Regions from separate parts of the Mus musculus genome. Here region 1 is linked to region 2. Evidence: chromatin loops called from intact Hi-C (ENCODE). Cell type or tissue: heart. All regions are shown on one strand. Links, peaks and the distances in the headings refer to the core of each region. The heading gives the core; the rest is flanking DNA.

What was found. Hi-C counts contacts between places; a loop is a spot of excess contacts. Peaks named below come from ENCODE experiments on the same cell type or tissue, not always from the same donor. Only the 100,000 strongest peaks of a DNase experiment are listed, where the experiment ranks them.
Region 1: it touches region 2 in a loop (1.9-fold over the local background); 4 of 42 quality-filtered maps call a loop at or near these places.

The regions. Positions count from the first base shown.
Region 1 is chr14:100,752,213-100,757,605 of GRCm38, reverse strand. No RefSeq gene overlaps it. Among named protein-coding and RNA genes, the nearest start is that of Gm23538, 5.4 kb to the left of the region's middle. In heart, for the core only: a CTCF peak has its summit at 3,437 (motif pointing right); no DNase peak of the experiment used is centred there; H3K27ac peaks cover 233 bases.
Region 2 is chr14:100,006,892-100,012,284 of GRCm38, reverse strand. All of the region lies in intron 3 of Klf12 (Kruppel-like factor 12), which reads left to right. Among named protein-coding and RNA genes, the nearest start is that of Klf12, 140 kb to the left of the region's middle. In heart, for the core only: a CTCF peak has its summit at 2,340 (motif pointing left); no DNase peak of the experiment used is centred there.

The DNA.
Region 1 (5,393 bases), core at 335-5,334, 750 kb before region 2:
AGGGGACATTAAACATTGGTGAGCCATATCTGTATGTCTGTTGGGATGTTTCCACCAATGATTTATGTGTGACACAGAGACTGGGACAGACAGATCCACCCTCAAGTTCGAGTAGTCCCTTTTAGCAAATGGCTTAGATGAAAATACTCCAAGAGTTAAACATTTAAAGAAGACTTATAAAGTGAGTGTTTTGATGTCACTTTTATAGGACAGGAGACTAAAGCATAAAGAGGGAAATCACTCTTTGTAAGGTAACACAGCTCATTGGTGACTAACAGATGGTTCATGGTTTTGAACTCTATCATGTGATTAAGAAATCCACAGACATTCCTCTGTGCTCCACAGGCTATCATTCATGCCTTGGGAACAGGCACTGAGGTCTTTCTTTTCTATCCCCCTTTAAGTGAATAGGAGAAGATTAAATAGCCCTTTGATTCAGAAGCAAAAAGATATCCTTACAGTTTGTTTGCTGGGTAGAATCAGGGAACTTTGAGATGTACATTCTTAGAACTAGAGAGAATACTTCCAAGAAAGACCAGACTTTTCTTGACTTGAGTCACCTTCCCATTCATATGTCGAGTTAACCTTCAGTATCACTGTTCTTGAAATGTACATTATTATACAGCTTATTATACAGCTGTATAATGAGATAAGAATAAATCAATCAGAAGGTGGCGTCATGATTAAGTCGGTATCTTTATAATGAGATATAAGAGGTCGTCCCCTTGGTTTCCTAGCTGTGTCTCTGCTATGAGGACACTGGAAGAATAAAAAGTGTAATCCAGGAAAGTGACCTCATAAAGATACTAAATTCCTGGCCCCTCTACTTGGACTTTCATCCCTCTAGAAATGATAAGAAATGCCTTTTGTTCTACTTAAGGATTTCACTCTCTCCTATTCGTTATAGCATCCCAAACAGGATACCTAACTCCCCAGCCTTTCACATTCCTAAAGCAGCCACAGGTGACGGTGACATTTACTATGCCTACAAAACACTTCTTGTCATTACTGAAGAAACAATGATGAAGGGAAATGTTTATCATAGTGCATTTCAATGCTTGGCCTCATTTCAGGTCCTGTGCAAGGATCTGGAGTTGTAAGAAGCTCACAGATGCTGGTTCATTCTTAAAACCATGTTACTCTCCGTGGCACACATGCTGGATCTTCCACAGCAGAGGTAAAAAATCTGCTGTACATGTTGTTCACACCACATTCCCAGAAAAGCAGCTGGCTCTAAGTACTTTCCACCCTTCAAATAAAATGATAGATGACTAACAAACCGATGACTTTCCTAATCAAAACAGCTATAGCTAGAGAGCCGCCAATTCTCATTTTAACCAAGTAGAAATGCCTGTTTCGACGGTTGCTCTTTCTTGCTTATTTGACTGGATTGAGAGTTGTCTATGACTGGGAAGACACATTTGTGTATCTGTAGGAACATTTCCAGAAAGGATTGACATGTGGCATCGGGACTGGTAGAGACTTACTCTCAATGTTGGTGCCACCTTCAAACACATGGTTGGGACTGGTAAAGACAATAGGAACTTATGAAATTGGAATGGATGCATTTTATATTATGCAATGGCAATAAATCTGTGGGAACCAAGGGTGGAATAATCTATGTGAAATATCCTCTACAGTTTCAAGATCATGTGTTTAAACACTTGGTCTCTAGTTGGCAGTATTCTTTGGTGGGGGGGAGGCCATGTAAGCTGCCAGAGGTGGGACCTTCCTGGAGGAAGTAAGTTGCTATGGAGCTTGTCTAAGTAGTTATTAGCCTAATCACATTCCTGGTTCTCACCTAAGAAGCCCTGTGTGGTACTTTATACATGGTGTGTTATGACTGTCAACCTCTTACTGGACCAGAACTTTACTTAGCTCACGTATAATTTATTGATGAGAATTCAAGTTCAGGCTTTGTTGGTTTCATAAGGAATAGAAGAATTAAATAGCTCAGTGCTCAGTGTGGGAGTCTGATCTTCATTGTGATAACTATCACTCCTAAAACTCCAGAATGTTTTCCATGTGGAATCAGTGGTTCATTTAGAAGACAGATTTACCGTATCGGCCTTCCTTGCTCCTATACATTTTAAAGTATGAAGTGATTCAAATATACAAAACCAGGTTGATCTTCCTAATTCTTATCCACAAGTAGTCATCATGAAACATGAAAGGAGCAGATTTTGAAAGAAAAATATGGTGTCTTAATCTTTTTTATGACCATACATGAAAAAATAGCCATATCAGAAAATTACACCAAGCTATTTACCCCGTGAATCCATGAATGACATAGTTTAATTGCAATCTATTAATATTATTCACATCAAATATATTAAGTAGATAAAAATGAAAAAATAAATATGAAAATGCAATCCAGATTCAGGATGCAAATTGTTGTCAAGCTGTCATCATAGTTTTAAAAATATTCCCTATCCTCAAGAAGAGGTATCTACTAATACATATACGATGGTCAGAGGTTTTAATGTGACCCTTTAAAGGCAGCTAGGAAAAGGAGGCTTACTTTCAATCTGTTTTCTAACATTTTAAAAGAGAGTGTGGATAGAACAGTATGAGAAGACATGGGGAGAGAAGGAAGGGGGGAAGAAAAAACAAGGGTCAGCGAACAATGTGGAGACAAGCAAAAGAATGGGGCTATATAGTTCAGTGGTAGAGTGCTTACCTAACTTCAGGTTGTGGGTTGGGAATGGCAAACTTATGTTTGCCTCTAAATAAAATTAATGAAAGGAAATATTTGAAGCAGTCAGTAATAACAATGTTCATAAAGTTTGCTGGATGAAGTCTCAAAATAGATATTGTATACTCCGCATGCTTTGATTGCGACAGGAACCAGTTAGAGATAGTAACAACTTCATTTTCTACAGAAGCTAAAGAGGAATACAGATTACTTACTCAGAAAGCAATGTAATATTCTCATGCAAACAAATGGAAAAAGTGCTCAAACTCATGAGACAAGGAACACATGTGTATGTAAACAAGGTATGTATGTGTATATATGTGTATGCGTGTATATGTATGTATGTATGTGTATACCAAAACTATGCAACAGTCATGTGAAAATAGGAAAACTCATCTGTCTCTGACTTAAACTAAAAGCTTAGGGTACTTCCACTAAGCATACTTTACTCTAACAAAATTTTATATTTAACAAATTTAACCGGAACCAAATAGAAGGCCACTGGAGTAGTTCATAACTCTGACACAGGGGCAGTCAAATGTAAAGGTGGGATGAAATATTATAGAATGTGGAAATACACACACACACACACACACACACACACACACACACACACACACACACACACAAAGGAAGCACTAAGTGGGAAATGCACCCTTATAGTTGAGCTTAATGCTTGCCTGTTGAGGTTTGAATAAGAAATATCCTCCATGATCTCCAGTGTCGGATCACCAGGTCACCAGTTGGTGGCGCTGTTTGCTAGAAGGTGTAGCCTTGCTGGAGTCCAGGAATTACTGGAGGAGGGCTTTGAGAGTTCAAAGATCCAAGCCATTTCCAGTCTTAACTCTCTGCTCTCTGCTTGCAGCTTGAAATGTGAGCTCTCACCCTCCAGCTCCACATGACATGCCTCTGCTCCACCATCATGGAGAAGACATTCTTCTGAAACTATAAGCAAACATAAAGTTGTTCATACTTAGATTACCTCGGTGTTTTATCACAGCAAAAAGTAACCAATGCAATTTTCTTCACCAGGAGATGTATAGATAACTTTTTATCTACAGAGAGAATCATATTGTATAATCATATTGCAAACAAGACAAATTCCAAAGGCATAAAATATGCAGGAGAAATAGTTTTAATATGGAAAAGGATATAGAACATGGAAATACAGCCTTAGCTTAAAAAAATCACAAAAATATAAAATCTGATATTTGTCATTGAGACTACTGTATTTCAAGAGGTGCCACGATGATGTTTCAAAACCACAAGTATTGGGAAGATATTTGCTATAAGTGATATAATACTGATTTTTTGATATTGATTTACATAAAATTCTTAACATCAAGTATAAAAACATTGTCTGAAAAATAGAGATGAGGTGGAGATTCTCTGAGTAAGAATTTAAATGGCCAATGTCAGAGTGGGAAGATGTCCACCAACAGGGACTCCAAAAAAGAATAATCATGAATTTTCATTTCATACTCATTCAAATGACAAAAAAAAAAAAAAAAAAAAATCTGTCAGTATAAACCATTGGCAAGGATGAAACAGAAATTCTCATGAAATGGACAAGTCAGGGAATGAGCAACAAACAAACAAACACAAAACGACAAATATCAAAGGATAAGCAATAAGATAAAATAAAATAAAACAAAAACTAGCCAACCAACAATAAAAACAAAACAACAGATGACAAAGAAGGAACCCCAGTGAGTTTAATAGACTCGTTAGTGACTATTCACAAACCAGAGGAAAAACTTGATGGAAACTGAAGGAGCCTCTGAAATGCCATCGGATCAGCTAGAGCAGAACTCCTTGCCTACACTTCGGTGACTTCTCCGCTGAGTCTATGACGCTGCCTGAGGAATCCACAGACTGATTCTGCGCAGTTTATCACGGGTGGGTCCTGCTTCAGTCAGCTTCTCATTCTCTCATTATCTCACAACTTCCTGTGTCTTCTGTGAGCCAGGGAGGAGTTTTCCGGAAGCTCTTTTCTGAGAAGTCAGCTCTTGCAAGTTCTCGGACTTGGGCAAACACGCCACTCCTATGCCTTGTATGTGAGTCCATTGCCATGGGCTTCGGAATCTCAGACCTTGGTAACTAGGCCTGGAACAGAAGCTGTCATGCCCCCAAGCTACCTAGTGTCAGTTTACAGTTCCTCAGACCTATGAACCTTATCATTCTTCCTTCTATGCCCAGGTAGAGAGAATGAACAAGAATCTAACTACTGTCCAGTCCGCCCTAACCCGTCTTGCTCCCACCCTGACCAGACACCTGGAGGACGTCTATCTCCCCGTGGCTCCCCTGGCTCATTTCACTCCTAACATGCCAGATGAACCTCGAGTGTTCTCTTTGCTCCCTAGCCACTATAGCGTCTGCTTCTGAGGCACTAGGACTTACTTAGATGAGATTAAACACAAGAGCAGCAAACAGCTTCTGAGACTCCTACGGTGCCTCTCTTTGGGCAGGACCCAGCCTTCTATTGTACAGTCCCTCACACTACAAGTGAAATAATTTTTCATTCTGTCCTAATGTCACCCAGAAATAGGAAACACCAAAGTGTTCCCACCATGGCCTGGGAAGCTGTCATTTGTGCTTTAAACGTGACTCGGATGATGATGGTTTAGTTAAACTTCAAAAACGATTTCATATTTTCAAATATATCTTTATAAGAAAATATACCGGGCGTGGTGGCGCA
Region 2 (5,393 bases), core at 135-5,134:
ATGTGTGTGTGTGTGTGTGTGTGTGTGTGTTTATGTGTGTGTGCGTGTGCGCATGCGCGCTGAGTCAGGCTGAAATGGTCACAATGGCAGGCCTTTTACTATGGTACCAGGGTTTGAAAGCAACTCCTTGGGATGTTTTCTCTAATTTCTCTTTCTCTTAATTGTCTTTACCTCCATCTGTTTTTTTGCTATCCTATCCATTTGGGATTGAGTTTGGGAGTGGGACTATAGAAGAAATTATTAAAAGATTGTGTCAGATGGTTTCTACCCCACCCTTAGTTATTCAGCTCCTGGAAGAAAGACACACTCACAACCTTCATATTTACAGTATGCCTTAAGCAGCACAATAACCGGGCAGCTGCCTACCCTCCATGCTGATAGAATGTATAGCATATCAATAATCCCAAATTATTACTTATTTTATGTTCCACCTGGGTTGCTCTTCACTCTGAGTGAGCAGCCCTCAGGGCCACATTTTTATGGCTCAGCTGACCCATCATGTGTTCTCCTTTATCCGCTCCTGCATGTTCCTCTTTTATTCCATGGTAGCTTCTTTCTCCTCTTTCCCTCCTCATGGTCCTCTCGATCCCAAACCTGCAAAACTTCCTTTAAAGAAAATGAAGACATCGCAGACCATGCTAGCCATTTCTGGTCAGAGACACAGTGCCCTTCCTTTCAAAGTTACTATCCCTTAATATTTTGTTTTCTTTAAAGAAAATACAATGTTTATATCTGAAAAAGTGTGATGAGGATTGTTTCTTCTTCTGATACTCCCAAGGAGACAAAGATAGCGTTCCAGAATCCACCCTAAAAAGCAATCAGCTTTTTATTTAATTTTTCTTTTAATATTTTAAAGGATGGTGTTTTTCTAAACAAAATGTTTCTTAAATATGTTTCATTAAGAATCTGACTATGGGGACATTCCACCTGTGAATGTTCTGGATCTGTAGCCAAAGTATGGGTCTACCCATGGTATTTTGGGCTTTTCTACTGAACAAAGTCATACAACACTGTACATTATAAATGATATACAATAATTTATGAATGTTCTTTGTCAATAGAATCAGAAGGACAGAATATCTAATTCTTAAGAAACCCAAGCAAATTAAATGTGTGTGTGTGTGTGTGTGTGTGTGTTACAATAAAATAAAAAAATTTAAAGAAAAAGAATTTAGAAGGGACATAGGAAGAATTAACTACTATTTTAAATGTACTAATTTCTGCATTTAAAATTTCTCTTTTAGATATCTTAAAACAAGAGCTCGATTAAAATACAGAAATGCTTAAACCATCTTCTAAAAGTTCAAGTGTACCAGCAACTTAACTTTTCTTTAGAGTTCCGTTCAGTCTTTAGTGCAAGCAGTACATAGCACGGGGGTCACGTTTTGCTTTTGCTGCAGAGGTGATGACTCTGATCAAACACAGTCCAAATTCCTCAAGGATCATCCCCCTGCCTGAAGCCTTTGATTTCCCTTCTTGTCTGCCTGCTCTGCCTGGGCAAGAAGGCCATTACATGTGGCTTCGGCTACTTCTTTAGTTACAAAACGAGGGGAGAAAAACGATGAGCACATGGCCAGGAGAAACAGCAAGTATCTGGGGTACAGCACTGGAGAGGTAGTCAGGCTGGCAGTTAGAAGAGTAGATGAGGGGTGACTCCTAGTAATTGTCAAAACTTAAAAAGTGTGTGTGTGGGGATTTTTAACAATTTCTACTACATGGGACAGGGTCTCATGTAGCATAGGCTGGCCTCAGAGTGAGTGTGTGTATATGTGTATGTATAATATATACATACATACATACACACTAGTATATATATACATATATATAACACATATCATATAATATATAACACATATCATATAATATATAACATATAATATATAATATAATAAATATTATATAATATATAACATGTTATATATAAAGTGTGTGTATATATATATATACACACAGTTATATAAATATGTGTACAATGTATATGTGTGTGTGTTTTATATATATGTGTGTGTATATAATATTCTTCATGAATTTTATATATATATATATATATATATATATATACATATATATATACATATACACATATATACACATACATATACATGTACACTTATGAAGCAGAGGCAGGCCCTGAACTCCTGAACCTCCTGCTTCCACATTCTGAGAACTGAGACTGCAGGCCTGGCCCATCATGCCTGGCTCCCACACTATTCCTCCCCAAGGCTCGAGTTTTCTTTCTGTTGCATATCTCACCAAATCTTTTGTCCCAGAAGTCTTAAGGAGTTGAGATTTACCTTGAGGACTGGAGTCTTTGTGCTGCCACCTAGTGGTGGAATAGTACAAATCGTACACAGGGAGATTGAAGGCTACTGCGTATCAGACCCTTTTCCTAGGATGGTCCATGGTTTTGCCAGCTCGGAGTCAAAACAAGGTGCAGTGAATCTCTTCTGAGAAAATCTTAGCTTGATGGTGTTCACCTATAATTCTAGAAATGGAACTTAGGGAAGTGGAGGGAGGAGTCAAAGTTCATGAGATACATGAGACCCTATCTGAACCACGCCCTCACTAAATTAAAAAACAAACAAACAAAAAGACAAGTGGGGCAGTGGTGGCGCACGCCTTTAATCCCAGCACTTGGCAGGCAGAGGCAGGGGGATTTCTGAGTTCAAGGCCAGCCTGGTCTACAAAGTGAGTTCCAGGACAGCCAGGGCTACACAGAGAAACCCTGTCTCGAGGAGAAAGGGGGGGGGGGGCAGAGATTTAAAAATAGATGGCTATTTAGAGAACTCAAACTTAATGCTAAATATATATTTTATATACATTATATATGATATGTCTTCTATGTATATATTATGTTTAAGAGTTCTAGTATGTGAAAGGCATTATTTAATTTGGTTCAAAAGGAAAAGACGTGCCTTCTGCATGTTTCCCCCATTTTTCTGTCCTATACATTGTTATCTTTACTCTTCTTAGTAAAATTAAAATGTCCTTTGTTTCATCGCTTCACATTTTAAAGGGATGGCTTAATTTTTTTTTCACTAAGTCAAAGCACATGTGTACCAACTTGTATGCTATTAGCAAGTTTCACACCCCCGAGCAAAGAAATCGTCATCATAGAGAGAATAAAATAAAAATAAATAGTCGTGTCTTTGGGGAGATAGGCTGTAAGTTTGATAAGCTCAGGAAACAAAACAAAACAAAACAAAACAAAACAAAACAAAACAAAACAAAACAAAACAAAAATCAAAAAGACTTTCCATTATTGAATGCATTCAGTGACTCCCTTTCTGTGGAGGTACCAACCAACTTGAAAAGCCTCCTCAACCGTATTTCTCTTTCCATAACTCCTTCTCTGGGTTTCTCCCGGCCTTATCTGAGTATTGTCAGAATCCATGCCTACCCTCCTTCCTCGGGTCTAGTACTACTTATTCCAGTGAACCATCTGGAGTCTCTGGGTTCCTGAGTATATATTGTTTCTGCACTGTCCTTGAGTTTCCTTAATCTCACAGTGCTTACTCTTCAGAAATAGTATTTGAATTACATTTTAGACAATTGACACAGCGTGGATGTTAATGGTTTCTGGAGTTGAACTCCTGTGAGCGAGAAGCATTCTTGAGGTTCTCAAAGGGTCATAATGAAAACACTGTGCTGTATGGTCATTATAGTCAGTCCTTTCTTATGCTTTTGTAATATATTGTAAAATATTTTACCTGTGAACATATGATAAAGAGGACTTTGATTGGACCTGGATAATTAATTAGAATCAGCAATGTGTCTTATATAATATATTAAATAGTTATGCTAGTCGTATTTCCCAGTATAAGAAATTATGTGTGCCTCCCCGCCACCCCTTGACCCTGCACTGCGGCTAACCTCATCAACACTGTGCAACCGTAAAATCTGGAAACTGTGGAGTATGGATAATCCCACTATAAACTGTAATAAAAATTACCCTTCCAGACTCAATATTCTCTCCATTAAGTTCATAGACACTGTCTCTTTGTACATAAAGTTTTATGAAATAAATCGACCGCTACGCCTGTCGTTACCAGATAGCAAGCTGTTTTGATTTAAAGACTGATGAAGGTACAATCCGTTTTTCCATGTTTGCAGTGCATGCTGAAAACATAAATTTACTTTAACAAACCTTAAGTCGAAGGGAAAATGGTCCTCTTACTTGCACCCTGCATTTAAGTATCTCTTTGTGAGAAAGAATCAATGATGTATTTACCGTGGCTGGCTCATTTGTTGCAGCCATAAAAGGAAGATTTGGTTTCCCGTTTCAGCTCCCTGGCCTTAAAGGTGTATTAAGCAAAAGAAAGCTCAAATCTTAGACCGCTTTGTGGGAATTGTCTTGAACCTTTCTGTGTTTAGAAGGCATTGTCAGTTCCTTGATTGCATTTTTTTTTGTCTCCTCTGTGCTAATCTAAAGGCTCCTCTAATCATCTCTGCTGTGGTCTCTGCCAGAAGTAAATGCTAGAAATCAATCGTCTATAAACACAGGGACCTTTCAGACAGAGGAAACCGTCTAGGGCCCTCACTCATAAATCCTCAAAGGACGTTACTCTGGAGGAAGTCATAATGTTCTAATGAAGGGAGACGAGGGGACAGTTGAGGTGAAAGTTGAAGAAACATACAATTCCGCTACCAGAGTAGGTAGGAGTATGTCAGAGCAGGAAAAGCATGGCCGGCAGATGCAGAACGGAGGACGTGTGCCCAGCATAGTGTGATGCTGTTGTGGTGTCTGATCTGATGTGTTTTCCCATGAGATGCTGCGTATGGTAGGTGCACAACATATGTGCTGTCTATACCCTCAGCAAAGACCTGAGCTCACCACTGCTCCGAAGGCTTTTAACTCCGCTTAGATTTATTTCGTATACTCTATGTGACTATAAGTTTTGGCTGTGCCTACACTGAACATAATAAATAAAAATGGTGAAGGAGAGGAAGTGAAAGGTGTATTTTACCACCCTTATTTTTATGACCTGTGCTCTCTGAAACATTTCCTCAATAGATTTTTTTTTTTTTTTTTGGTTTTCCCAATAGGCACAGAAATGATTGCACTTCACTTTCTGTAGGTTTCCTTACAATAAGTATGTATATATCTACAGATTTTTGAATTACCAGCCTGCTCAGGTTCTATTCTTTTTACTTTGTTTGAAGCCAGCGCACAGATTAGGGAAGTGACTTTTATCTGTAGGGACACTAGGGCAGATGACGGAGAGCAGAGAGGATGTCAACATTATCATCAAAGAAACTACTTGATTCACCAAACCAGGGAATTTCTGGATGGGATGAAATAGGGTCCCGCCGGCTATTGTCCTTGGAGATGTTACTTGATAAGAGTGTCTTAACAGCCTATGAAGTAATGGCCACTAGTAACAAGGGATTGA